Regions from separate parts of the Homo sapiens genome. Here regions 2 and 3 are each linked to region 1. Evidence: chromatin contacts called from ENCODE Hi-C or POLR2A ChIA-PET data. All regions are on one chromosome and are shown on one strand. The core of a region is the stretch at or near the end of the contact, and the rest is flanking DNA. Distances in the headings are between cores, read along the strand shown.

What was found. A loop is a pair of places that touch in the nucleus more often than their neighbours do. ChIA-PET counts read pairs that join two places held with the same protein, here RNA polymerase II (POLR2A). Pooled maps may share reads with other maps.
Region 2: a map of naive thymus-derived CD4-positive, alpha-beta T cell shows a loop between it and region 1 (6-fold over the local background). The contact joins the promoter of CTPS1 here to the promoter of CAP1 in region 1. A Hi-C loop is called at or near these places in 1 of 168 maps with a recorded cell type or tissue (naive thymus-derived CD4-positive, alpha-beta T cell) and 12 of 50 pooled maps. POLR2A ChIA-PET finds 5 or more read pairs at or near these places in 1 of 52 experiments (activated CD4-positive, alpha-beta memory T cell).
Region 3: a loop to region 1 is called in a map of HepG2, with 22 times the contacts of the local background. The contact joins the enhancer-like site here to the promoter of CAP1 in region 1. A Hi-C loop is called at or near these places in 1 of 168 maps with a recorded cell type or tissue (HepG2).

What each region holds. Positions count from the first base shown.
Region 1 is chr1:40,038,932-40,043,486 of GRCh38, reverse strand. It overlaps CAP1 (cyclase associated actin cytoskeleton regulatory protein 1), which reads right to left and starts at 2,758. Exons shown (of 13, transcript NM_006367.4): 1 at 2,686-2,758. LOC105378669 (a long non-coding RNA gene) reads left to right here and starts at 3,041. Exons shown (of 3, transcript XR_001738013.3): 1 at 3,041-4,555. RefSeq lists enhancers at 2,459-2,548, 2,619-2,818, 2,472-3,106, 3,069-3,138, 3,107-3,740.
Region 2 is chr1:40,976,678-40,981,232 of GRCh38, reverse strand. CTPS1 (CTP synthase 1) reads right to left here and starts at 1,537. Exons shown (of 19, transcript NM_001905.4): 1 at 1,404-1,537. RefSeq lists an enhancer at 539-588 and silencers at 789-928, 999-1,288, 1,559-1,748.
Region 3 is chr1:39,152,542-39,157,096 of GRCh38, reverse strand. It overlaps a transcript of MACF1 not described here and the pseudogene RNA5SP44. Among named protein-coding and RNA genes, the nearest start is that of MACF1, 50 kb to the left of the region's middle. Within about 2 kb of position 2,441, at least 18 of the 41 ENCODE cell types and tissues checked have a DNase peak (open chromatin) inside an H3K27ac peak, as active enhancers do.

The DNA of each region.
Region 1 (4,555 bases), core at 1,509-4,008:
CGGAGGCTCACACCTGTAATCACAACACTTTGGGAGGGCGAGGCAGGCGGATCACGAGGTCAGGAGTTCGAAACCAGCCTGGCCAGCATGGTAAAATCCCGTCTCTACTAAAAATACAAAAATTAGCCGGGCGTGGTGGCGCACGCCTGTAATCCCAGTTTCTCAGGAGGCTGAGGCAGGAGAATTCCTTGAACCTGGGAGGTGGAGGTTTCAGTGACCCGAGATTGTGCCACTGCACACCAGCCTGGGCAACAGAGCAAGACTCCGTCTCAAAACAAACAAACAAACAAAAAGCCCTTCACAACTTGGCCGACATCTAACCTTTTTTGCAGTCTGGTCTTCTGCAAAACTCCAGGCCCCAGTATCACTGAACAATTTAGGCCCTCTCCTGCCTCCGTATCTTTACTCTTGCTCTTTCCTTTAGCTGACCCACCTTATTAGACATCTTTGCCTGGATGTGCTACAAACACCTCAAACTAAAAACATTCAAAATGCATTTTTTCCCATGTCACTTCCCTAATTTACCTCTCATACTCTCTATCTGAATGGTACTACCCATTCAGTTCCCTAAGCCAGAAAGCCAGGCAATCGCGCTATTCTTACCTCTTCATTCCCATAATCAGCCTCCAATTCTATGGATTCTATCTTCTTAATATTGCTCACATCTGATGCCTCCTCTCCATTCCCATTTCCACTGTCTTAGTTCAGGCCATGTCTACAGCAAGAGCTTCCAAACACTGTTTTACTTCCCCACAGGGCTGGTCCCCTCCTACTTGACAGAATGAACTTTCTGAAATATAAATCTGACGACATCATTTTCCTGCATAAAACCCTTCAAAGCATCTCCATAGCTTTCAGGGTAAAAATCCAAATTCCTTAGCATGACTTACAATGTCCTCCACATATGACTGACCTGACCACATCTCACTTCCTCCACTTCCCCAGCCATTACTAGAATTCCAGTCACACTGAACTCGTCATGGTCTTTCAGCTGTCCGGTTCTCCAGGTCCTTGCACCTGTAGTAGTCTCTGCCTGGAAATCCCTTTTCCGGATTCCCTATGTAGCTAAATAAATATTTCAAGAGTTAGCCTCCCATTTCCTCCTGGAACCCTGGGCACCTGGCTCAGGTATTTCTCCACTGTGCTCTTGTAGCCCTGTGCTATGCACTATGACACTGTAAGCCATCCCTCATTTACTTGTCTATTTCCTCTCCCACTGTAAACTCCAGAAGAACTGTATTCTTTGCCACAAAGGCTATCTCATTAAAATGTGCCTCATACATATTAAGGTCTTAATAAACGTCTGGTGGGGCCGGGCACGGTGGATCATGCCCGTAATCCCAGCACTTTGGGAGGCCGAGGTGGGGGGATCACCTGAGGTTAGGAGTTCGAGAGCAGCCTGGCCTTCACGGCGAAACCCCATCTCTACTAAAAATACAAATAAATAAATTAAATAAAAGTCTGGTAAATGATAAATGTGCTGATATGCCCCCGGATTTTCTCTTGAAGAGAGAGCCCCACAAAGAGCTTCAACTGACACAGTTCTGATGCTAACCTGTCTCAAATGTTCTCATTCCACTCTTCGAACGCATTCCTATTTATCCTTCAAAATTCATCTTAAAAACTCTGCTTCTTCAGAAGGGCTTTTCCTGAACCCCCTGTTACATACTTTCAGAGCACCCTGTTCTTTCCTAACACTCATCAACATTTATAATTACTTCTTAAACATCCCTGCAAACACTGCTAGCTCCACGCGGGCAGGGTCTACATTGTTTTGTTTTAAAGCTGCATTCCCCGCATCTGGGAAAATGCTGGCACAGAATAAACACAATTTGTTACGCTGAATTTAATCTTGTGGGGTCAGCAGAGATCTCCACTTAAAAGATGAACAAAAGGAGGCTGAAAGAAGTTTAAGGCACCTATGGCCACAGACACTCAGCACTGAGGCCAGACCAAACCTGAGCCGTCTGATTTCAGGTCCAGAAGTACATACCTTCAATGTTAGCCTGGCTTGTCAAAGTAAGAGCAGCAGCCGAGGAGGAAAGGGAGGATATCTGCCTGTAAATACAAGGATGTGCCCGCCTTTCTTTTAAAAACTCCCTAGGCATTTCAAACGGCTCAATTTGGGAGGAGAGAAAAAAAAAAGTTCCACGCAGCGCTGGCCTTTAACCTGCAGCAGCCTGCGGGGCAACACCGACCGGAAGACCATCCCAAGTTAGAGAGGTTCCGAGCAACACGGGAAGAACTGGGGCTGGTTATCTAAGGCACCAGGATCATGATTCCGATTCTTTTCCTCACTCGCTATATATCTCAGACTAGCCTCTTCTCTAGGGATCAATTTACCTATCAGTGCAATGGGAGCATCAACAGGAGACAGGGAAGACTCTCCGATCTCGGAGGTTCCTTCCAGTCAGAGCACCTCAGGAATCAGGCCTCCGCTGAAGCTGATGGGCAGCGCTGCGAAATCGGGCAGAGGGGCCTCCCCGGGGCACCCGGACTCAGCTGCTCACCCCGGCCCCACCTCAAGAGACCGCGCCCAAGAGTCCGGGTCGGCCTGAGGGCCTCAGCCCCGGCCCTCTCGGCAGGGTTCATGACACGCGCGTAGGCCAGAAGGGCCATTAACACCACCAGGGGCCGATGGGCCCCGGAAGGGACCCCAATCCCTACCAAGCTGCACACCCTCACCTCAGAGTTCCGCCTCACCTCCGGACTGCGATCAGCCGCTCTCCGCTTCCGGCAAGAACCGCCCAGCAATCTCCGCGCGACCCACTTCCGGGCCCTCACTGGGCGCGGCGCCCCCACCGGAAATGAGCCGCCGGCTGAAGCGCTAGGCTGGCCCGCGACTGGGCAGGAAGTCTCACCGCCCCGCTCGTGACTCCGCCCCTCTTCGCCACGCCCCGGAGAGAGCGGCCCGGCTCTCACAGAGGGCACTTGGGAAAGAGCCCCGCCCTCAAGGCGGGAGCGACACGGGGAGGGCGGGCTCACAAGAGAGGCCACGCCCTCGTTCCGCTTTACCTACCCGGAATCGCCCCCGAGGCCCGGGCCCAGGAAGGGCAGAAGTCCCTGGCTAAGCTCCTCTCTGGAAAGAACAGAAGAGTGACCAGTTCCTCTGTCAGTTTGGTCTCAATGGCAGAGGCCGGTTCCTTTAAGCTGCAGTCCGTAAAGGGTCTTGGAACGACTGGGGGCCAGGATTCTCTGAGGGCGGGAATCCGGGCGGCCGTCAGCTCTCGGTGGTGATCGAGGCCACGCTCCGCCTGTCTCTGGGCGTGCATACCTCGGTTTCCCCGTTTGTGACGTGGGAAGGCAATTAGTCTGGACATTGTTGTGGGAGGACTTGCGGAGACTGGGCGCAGGGCGTGGGGGTCAGTGAGGGCGCGGTGGGTCAGCCCCAGCCCGGCTGGCAGTCGCGGGGCTGGGAAGGTAGGGAACCCTCCGCTCTCACCCCACTTCCTGTTTGGTCGGTGTGTTCTGTGACCATAGATGGTCAAGTCTGGGGCCGCGCGGAAGCCTCCGCCCTGTGGTTTTGGAGCCCTTCCTCCCGGCGCGCAGGGTGTGGTCCCCGAGAATAAGATGAGCAGAATTAAAGCAGATCCTGCACCCACTCTGCTGAAATCCGGCTTCTGAGGCAGCCTCGCCCAGGGCTGGGTGGGCTCAGGCGGCTGCTACTCGGTTCAGGGGAGGTTACGCACGGTGGCTGCCGCGCGCAGGGGAGGCTTCGCTTCCGTACTCCTTGGGCCGGGAGATCCGATCTTTGTTCCCTCAAGACTCACACTCTCCAACCGGTCATTATCCTCCCACAAAGATTTATTTCTAGAAAAAATTGGCAAGTGCCACAGTTCCCGCCCCTTCAGCTGAACGACTGTGACAGCTCCGTGTTTCAAGTTGAATGCAGGCGTTATGTGCCAGAGTCAATCATTCAACAAATAAAGTTCTTAAAATAACAGCTACCATTTACTGCACGCTGACTACTTGCCAGGCCCATGCTGAGTTCTTCAAGCGTATTTTCATTTACTCCTAATAGCAACTCTCGGTGGTAGGTACCATTATGCCCTCTAGTTTTCAAATGAGGAAGCTGAATAACTTGCCAAGGTCAGAAAGTAACTGTTGAAACTTTGAAGGAAACACATCTGTCTGACTCTAAATCCCATGAGCTTAATTAGCCCCTGTGATAGACCATACTGCAGACATTTGAGGCAGATTTGAGGTGGTGAATGCCTCTGGATCTGGAGACACTGGGTTCCAGTGCTGGCATAGGCCCTCTACTAGGGGTCAGACTTTGGTCAGGTTACTTTGGACGGGTTACTGGGCCTCTTCCTAACTTTATGGCTCCCAGCATGTTTAAAAGAACATGACAACATGAAAAAATATGGTATAAAAGTCATAGTATATTTTAAATATTGACATTTAACTAAAAACACTGTCTCACACACACACAAACTCTAACTTTATTTGGACATAATCTTTGACTCTGCATTTAGTTATTCTAAATCTCTTTCTGGATTAGAGACAGAAGGAACATAGACCATACACGCATTCTAGAGGAAGAGGAGAGAGA
Region 2 (4,555 bases), core at 288-2,787, 940 kb before region 1:
TACATGACAGCTACTGTGCTTGGGGACTGCAAACATTAATCAGATTTGGGCCCATATCTCAACTTTCTGGCAGTCCAGTTGGAGAGATGAAACATTAACAAATAAATGAGTAATTCAGTGACGGTGGAAGCAGACAGAAAACATGTTTAGACTATAAAGGGGGACGATGAGAGCAGACGCTTTCAGTACCATGGCCATCAGAGGAAGGTGAGACAAGTCCTGGGGGTAGTGGGCGGATCCAGGCGGCTCCTGTTTTGTAGATATGACTTGCAATGGGCCTTGAAGGACTGACTGCACGACTCAGAGCACAGGAAAGGGAACAGGGTGAACAGGCAGGTGCAGGGCAGCTACAGAGAACAGAGGTAAGGCCGTGAGGGGGAAGGCGGGGAAGCAGGGATATACAGTGGAAGATAAACTGGAAAGGTAGGCAAGGGCCAGATCATGTGCAAACTGGCATGCCCAATCTGAACTTAATCCTGAAGGTGACGGAAGGCGCAAGAAGGTTTTCCGGCACAGAAGTAACGTAAATCAAGACGCATCAGAGAAATTCAACAAAGACTGAGGGGGGAAATGCTTTTTCTTTCAATGTTATGAGATGAAGTGCCAGCCCCCATCACTAGTGTGCAGACCTCAATCATGTCACTTGAGCTGCCTGCAACGCGGGTTCTCACCTAGGGGAATGGGGGTGAGAATCTCTGCGCCGCCCGCGTCACAGGGCCGCTGAGGATTCGAAACTGTAACGAGCGTGGACGGAAGGGCGCCACGCAAACGTGGTGAGCTCTATACACCGCCAGCGCCCCGACCCCCGGCCGCCGGGAAGGGAGGAAGCCGTGAGGCCCAAAGGCCAGCCGCGGGGCCCAGGGCCGGCGAGTTCGCAGGCCCCCTCGTCCTACGGCGCGGAGCTGCCGCGCCCAGCCCCGGGCGGCTGAGCCCGCGCCGAGGCCGGAGGCCCGAGGCCCGCACTGCTTGAATGGATGGGCGACTGCCGGGCTTCCTCGCAGACGAAGAGCAAGGGCGGAGGGTGTGGGGGGGGGCGCCGCTCCACTCCCCTACGGCCTTCTCCGTCCGACGAGCCCGGCCGAGCTGATTCGGCGCGGCCCAGCGCGGCAGCGCAGGCCCCGCAGCCTCTGAAGCCGCCCCGCGCCCCGCTTGGCCCCTCTCCCCAGCGCCGCCCGGCCACGAGGCCCGCGCGCGGGAGCCGGCAGCTCGCCGGCCGGGGCGCCCGCCCCACTCCCGTTAGGCACACAGCCCATTGGGCAGGACGCCGAGTCACCTCGCCCCTGATTGGTAGGAGCGACGTCCGTCACCGCGGCGGCGGGGCTATTCGGCGCCGGGCTCAGCTCGCGCCGCTGACTCCTGCGCGGGAGAACAGATCCCCCCCGGGATCCCTGGAGTCAGCCTACCTGCGGCCGGCTTCAGATCCTCCCGTCAGCGACAGAGCTGGGCCGGCGACGCGCGCGGAGCCCCGGACAGCCAGTGAACAACCCCGACCGCATGCGCCCGGCAGTCTTTCACGGAGGCGGGCTCTAGGCTGTGCGCACGCAGAGGTTGGAGGGCGGGCCGGGCCTGGAGGGCGCGGGGCGGGGCGGGGCCTGGAGTGCGCAGGCGCGGGACAGGACCGCTGGGCCGCCTCCGCTGAACTGTGCCGCCGTAGGTTCGAGGCCGGGCGGGTGGTGGCGTGTCTGCCCCTCTGCTTCCGTCCCAGCCTGTGGCCCAAGCTTACTCTCTTGAAGGGGAGGAGGCTGTTTGGGAACTCACGCCTGGCCTATTCGTCACCTGGCCTCGCGTCCTCCCACAGCGGTCTCCTGGAGTTCTGGGCGTCGCCTTCCATCCGATGGTCTTTCACTGTGGGCTCCTGGCGGTGATGCGCCAGCGCATCTCTGCCTCCGGGCGAGGGACGGCGGCAGCGCCACCCTGGCCTCCAAGACGGAAGTGCGGAGGGTCGCGCGGCGTTGGCTCCTCGTCGGCCTCCCTCCTCCCCACACCTGCCCCGAAGGCGGCTGCTTTGGATGGACTAGGATCCCGAAAAGTACGGTTTCATCTAGCTATCGCTCCCTGAGCACCGACTGTGCCACGCACTGTGCTGGGCACCGAGGGACCCTCTCCTCGGACTAACGATGTAGGGAGGCACACTGAGCAGCTCATTACACTTTATGGTTGTTATGGGTGCTTGCTGCAGAGATGCTGGTGCCGGGGCAGTGAGTGCCCAGCGCGGGGACTGACCCAAGTCCGGTGGTGATTGGGAATTCAGGCGGGAAGCCCGCCCTGAAAAAGTAACTTTGAAGCAGAGACCTAAGTAGACGGCAAAGATGGGAAAGGGAGAGGCGGGGATAAGAAAGTGAGACATGCTTGAGCCCAACAGTTCGAGACCAACTTGGGTAACATAGCGAGACCCCGTTTCTTATAAAAATAATAATAGTAGGCCGGGCGCAGTGGCTCACACCTGTAATCCCAACATTTTGGGAGGCCGAGGCAGGCGGATCACAAGGTCAGGAGTTCAAGACCAGCCTCGCCAATATGGTGAAACCCCGTCTCTACTAAAAATACAAAAATTAGCTGGGCGTGGTGGTGGGTGCCTGTAGTCCCAGCTACTCAGGAGGCTGAGGCAGGAGAATAGCTTGAACCTGGGAGGTGGAGGTTGCAGTGAGCCAAGATTGCACCACTGCATTCCAGCCTGGGCGACAGAGCGAGACTCCTTCTCAAAGAATAAATAAATAAAATAAAAATAGTAATAATAATTTTTTTTTAAAAGTGAGGCAGAAGGAAAAGCCTGTGTACAAGCCCAAAGAGGCCGGCACAGCTGAATTGGAAGGCCAGTCTAGCCAAGTCCACAAGGGCCACAGGAAGCGAGATTAACATGAGATTAGGTTGAAGAGTTGGGTAGGGCCATACGGTGAAGAGCATTATAGACCAAGTAAAGGCTTCTCTTTCTCCTAGGGATAGTGGAAAGCTGTAGAAACTTTTGAGAGGCTTTTGACCTTCCTTTGAATAGTGAATATATGTACATGGTTATAATTTTTCCCCAAACACTACACAAGGGTATCCATGAAAAGTAAATCTCTTATTTCTGTACCCCAGTGTTCCTGTTTTGTTCTCTAGAAGCAGTCTGCCACAAGTTCTTAACTATCTTCACTGAAGGAGTTTTAAAAAAAAAGATGTGATGGGATCAGATTTGTGTTTTAGGAAAATCATTGAAGCAGATGGATTCCCAGAAACCAGGTCAGGAGGCTCCTGCAGTGGCCTCTTTTAGAGGCTTCTGGCTCCTTCCAGATCTGGATCACCAGTGCTTCAACCCTGACAACCTGCCCATGCTGCATTCAGCTCCAAATCTAAAAAATGTTTGGAATGCCAGGCATAGTGGCTCACACTTGTGATCCTGACACTTTGGGAGGCTGACACAGGGTGGGAGGATTTCTTGAGTCCAGGAGTTCAAGACCAGCCTAGGCAATATAGTGAGACCCCATCTCTACAAAAAATACAAAAATTAGCTGAGCATGGTGGCACGCATCTGTAGTCCTGGCTACTCCAGAGCCTGAGGCTGGAGGAATGCTTGAACCCAGGAATTCAAGGCCAATGGGAGCTAGGATCCCACCACTGCACTCCAGCCTGGGCAGAGTGAGACTCTATCTCAAAAAAAAAAAAAAAAAGTTTGGGTTGTCTTTGAAGGTACTCTACAGCCACATCTTCTTTCAAGAAGCATTTGATGTTTATCAAAGTGCCTGGAACATAACAGATGCTGAGAACATACTTGCTGAGGTAATGAAGATGCTATGGGAGATGGAAAAATGAGCCATTCACCCAACCACTCCTCTGAATGACCACTTGACATTGTCTTCTTCCTCAAAGCTCTTCCATCTCCTCCCCCATATTCTCCTCAGCTGGTGGTCTTGCTTCCCATTTCACGAGAAAATAGAAGCCATCAGTAGATTTTTCATATCCACCAACCACTTTTATCTGCGCACAAGCTCTGCGTTGTCTCCTGTTACTGTGGACAAACTGCCCACACTCCCAGAGGTCAACCTCCTCTTTGCTCCAAGTGCCATATCCATTTGTCAACTCAAAGAATGTCTAGTATGCAAGTGCCATATCCTTTCATCAACTCAAGAATGTCTAGTAGAATGTCCCTTCCTGCGTCATCAGTCTTTCCCTGTCTAGTAGATCTTTTCCACTACCGTGATGCAAACATGCTGCAATTTGTTCCATCTTAAAACCCCTCTCCTGACTCTATGCCATTCTCTAGCTCCCCCTCCATTTCTGTTTCACTTTTCAGCACAACTCCTAAAAAATGTTGTTTGTACTTTGCTGTCTCAATTTCTTCCCTCTCTTGAACTCATTCCAATCTGGATATTTTGCTCATATAATTTCACTGAAACTGATCTCGTCAAAAATTAACCTCCATGTTCTCAGACCTCTTCTTTGTACATCAGCCTAGACTCCAATCTCTAATGTCCGTAAGTCCCAAATAAAGACAACAGTGGGCTGGGCGCAGTGGCTCATGCCTGTAATCCCAGCACTTCGGGAGCCTGAGATGGGTGGATCACAAGGTCAGGAGTTC
Region 3 (4,555 bases), core at 1,192-3,691, 890 kb after region 1:
TGGGGAGGCTAAGGTGGGAGGATCACTTGAGCCCAGGAAGTTGAGGCTACAGTGAGCTGTGATTGCGCCACTGCACTCCAGCCTGGGTGACAGAGCAAGACCCCAACTTAGAGGAAAAAAAAAAAAAAAAGATAATGGAAAGGGAAAGTAATAACCAACCCAAGCTTTTGTGCCTTCCAATGCTACTAGTCAGTCAACAGAACCAGCAAGGTACTACTTTGTGCAGATGTGAGTATTAGGAGTTATGGAGAAACACAAATACATGGTTCATTTTTCTCAAAATGCAACTTGATAGGCAAGATTAACAGGTTAAAAAGGAGTTTAGTGCTTAAAGACCGTAAATTAGACAGTAGGATATAGTAAAAAACACAAATATAGATTCTTGTAGAGTCAATCCCAGGATTTCAGAGTCTATCTCAACTTTGCCACTAACTAGTTATATGAGGCAGGAGCCCCAAATTCTTTTTTTGTTGTTTTTGAGACAGGGTCTTGTTCTGTCACCCAGGCTGGAGTGCAGTGGCACAATCTTGGCTCACCATAGCCTTGACCTCCCAGGCTCAAGCGATACTCCCACCTCAGCCCCCCAAGTAGCTGGGACTACAGGCACACATCACTATGCCTCGCTAATTTTTGTATTTTTTGTAGAGACAGTGTTTCACCATGTTGCCCAGGCTGGTCTCGAACTTCTGGACTCAAGTGATCATCCCACCTTGGCTTCCAAAAGTGCTGGGGGCCTGGCGTAAGCCACCATGCCAAGCCCCCAAATTCTTATAAAATACTAAGTCATAGGCCAGGAGTGGTGGCTCATGCCTGTAATCCCAGCACTTTGGGAGGCTGAGGTAGGTGGATCACCTGAGGTCAGGAGTTCGAGACCAGCCTGGCCAACATGGTGAAACCCCATCTCTACTAAAAATACAAAATAGGCCAGGCACGGTGGCTCACGCCTGTAATCCCAGCACTTTGGGAGGCCGAGGCAGGCGGATCACGAGGTCAGGAGATCGAGACCACGATAAAACCCCATCTCTACTAAAAATACAAAAAATTAGCTGGGTGCGGTGGCGGGCGCCTGTAGTCCCAGATACTTGGGAGGCTGAGGCAGGAGAATGGTGTGAACCCGGGAGGCGAAGCTTGCAGTGAGCCTAGATCGCGCCACTGCACTCCAGCCTGGGCGACAGAGCAAGACTCCATCTCAAAAAAAAAAACAAAACAATTAGCCGAGCACGGTGGTGGACCCCTGTAATCCCAGCTATTTGGGAGGCTGAGGCAGGAGAATTGCTTGAAACCCGGAGGCGGAAGTTGCAGTGAGCCAAGATCGTGCCATTGCACTCCAGCCTGGGCAACAAGAGCAAAACTCCATCTTAAATAAATAAATAAAATACTAAGTCTTAACTATTTTTAGGTCATAAACTCCAGTGAGAATCTGATGAAAACTAAGGATACTTTTCCCTATAAAAATATACATATTTACCTACATACAAACTTTTGTTTACAAGTGGAGAAGTATCACATGGACCTCAGCTAAAGAACTCCTGAAATGACCTTAAGACCTCTTCTGTGTCATGATCTGAAAGCAATCAGCATAGTACAATCTGAATTTAAGTGCTGAAAAGAGTCAGATGTAAAGGAATGATCAATCAGCTAAAGAAGAGCTGGTTCCTTTTGCTTTTTTAAAGTCTATTCAGAGACTCTTCCCACCTAAAGAAGGAAAGTCGACTACACAACAGCAATCTAACAACAGGAACAACTGACTTAACCACTTGAACTAAGTGCATTTAAAAGACAACACATGCTAGTTTGTCATTTCCTCTGTGTGTTTCACCATTAAAATTGTTTCATAACATTTATCAGATAAAAATTAAACAAAAACAAGGATGTTTGGAACTATGGAATGAGTGATGGTTCCAAAGAGGCTCTTGGGAAAGGAGGGTGGTGGTGCAATGGTCTGGCTCCAGTTGTATTCTTGGAGACCAGGGATCTTTCCTCAGAGTCACAGCATTTCAAAGAACCATAGTTCAATAACTCTGCATGCCTTTCATGGCTATTCATCTTTTATCCTCCAATGGGTCCCACAAAGGCAAATAGTGAGATGTAACCTCAGGTGGTAAGAGATTCTGCCCTAAGTTCCAGACACAGACAGGGAAACGTGAAAGACTTAGGATCTGGCAGACTAATAGGCATTCTCTGGCCAGCTGCTGACAAAGCGGAAAAAAAGCCCTTCTGTCTCCAACAGCCCTTACAAAGGCACAGACACCTAAGAGCTGAGTGGAACTTGACTGAATGCAGCCAGATCAGGAAGTCCAAGACTACAGTGCCTGAGATGTGGTCCTGAGGGCTTCTGAATCTACAGTGACAGGATGGCTGTTAAAAAAAAAAAATCCCTTACCCTGCTCAAGGACAGAGCCCAGATGAGTCAGGTTCAGGATACTGCTCCTGAAACAGGGCAAGTCTGTCAGCAGACAGTTACTATCGAGGAGAAAGATCTAGACCAATGAGGCGAGAACGAATCATATCTTAGAGTTCCCATAGTTCCCCCAAAGCCCCCTAGAAATCAACACCTTCCATAATTCCTTTGAAGCAATCTTTCTCCTAAAAACAAAGGTCCCCCTCCCATAGAGCACCCACGTATCAGTGTCAGAGAAACTGAACCTGGACAGCAAGATCAAGGAATTCATTCAATCATTCATCCCACATATATCTGTTGAATGCTTACCAGGTAGGAGGCACTGACCTACATGCTAGAACCCAGAACTCAGAGTCTCACCAGAGGGAGAGCAGGACGAAAAAAATATGGCAGTGTCTCGTCCACGGCCATACCACCCTGAACACGCCTGATCTCGTCTGATTTTGGAAGCTGAGCAGGGCCAGGCCTGGTTAGTACTTGGATAGTAGAAATGGCAGTGTCTCCTCAGATTCAAAGATGAGGGTCATGGGGTCATCAAACTAAGGGCACAGCTGACTTCCAACTGCTCACTCTTCAGACAAACCCTGAAGAAATTTAAGAACAGAAAAGGTAACTCTCCTCATATAAATACACTGATTTTCTTTGAGGCAGAACTGACATCCTGACAACCAGTTGCTACTATTATCCCAAAGCAGCTGCTAACCCAGGAAACAGCAAAAATGTCTCCAGTGACTTAAGGAGCCAGTAACAAAAGCAGGTGCCAGGTTCAGGGACCTATTCAGGGAGCAACAAAGATCACTTTCTTCATTGTCTCCCCCTGGCAGCAGTGTCTGGTGGAGAGAAGCGTTGAATTACACCTTGTCCTTCTGGTCTGCTGGACAGAAAATGAGTTTGCCATTTGAAGAAAGGGCTGTCCCCAGGGCCACAGCTGCCTCTGCAGGGCTGAAGAAAGGAAGACAAAAAAAGTCAGGCTTCATACTTCGAAGGAAAGGGCTGAAATGGCAAGACCAAGTGAGGCTTTAAAGGAAATTAAGTGTAGGTCTGGCAAAAAGGGTACGAAGAGCTCTGCTCACCCTGTGGCCACCCCAGGCCTGGGTAATTACTTCACGTGGATTAGACCTATGCTTCACGGCCCAACAAGAGGCTTTAAAAGAGCCCATGCTTTAGGCTACAGACCCTCGAATAAGCTCACTCTCGTTGAGCCTTTTCTTTTTGGCTGTGGGTCCAAGGAGAAATGGTTGGCTCCTTTGAGTCCTTTCCTCCCTAAGGTGCTTATGTAATACTAAGAGATCAAATGAGGTAAGAAGCACTGAGCAACTGAGAGAGAAGGCAAAAACACTTGCTTTTAGGATAAATCTGTACCTATAGGACCTCAGATTCTAGCCCCACCTGAGACTAAGGTTCCCCTCTCAGTTTATAAAATCCCAAAATAACCTAAAAGCCTCACTGCCAGGCATTCTGAGGACCTAGGAAAAGATCAGAGGTAAGAGTCACCTTCCACTGGAACAAGGTTATAGATCTCTAGCAGAGAGATGGAAGGGTAGGAAATTGATTTCCACAAAGGCATATTGAAACAGTCAGGTGTAACAGAGGTCAGGTCAACAGCTTCCTACCACCCGCAAGAACAGTTTCTCTCATCAACTCCATCAAAACCCAGAGGATACAGCTGCACCACTAAGTCAGCTAAAGATCAGTGCCTGCTTAGGAGAACTACATTTGGTTATTCTGAAAAACCTAGTGGAAGAAAAGTGCTTACTGGCTCAACTCACCTGGGCTGTTCTGCCAGCAAATCAAACAAGTCTCTAGAAACATAGGCCACCAACTGCCTTTTTTTTTTTAATTTGTTTAAGTCACTTGGTTTGTGATAAAGTTCTGGTAGCATTCTTTTGTTGCTTTTGAGTAGAGGAAGAAGGCAAAATAAACATTTTTCAAAAGTCAGATTCCAGACACCAAAAATAACATAACGGAATTTTCCTCTGAAGCTGCCTTTTGCTAACAATGAGGCTATATTTAAAAAGAAAGTCCAAGATAGAATGTATGGTGGCACCTCCAGAATGGTAGTGTATGAATTCTGAGGAACTTTTTTACTGTGACGTCTAAGATAAAATTCTGTGGGAGAACATCACAATGTTGAGGAAGTGCTAAAAGCACCTA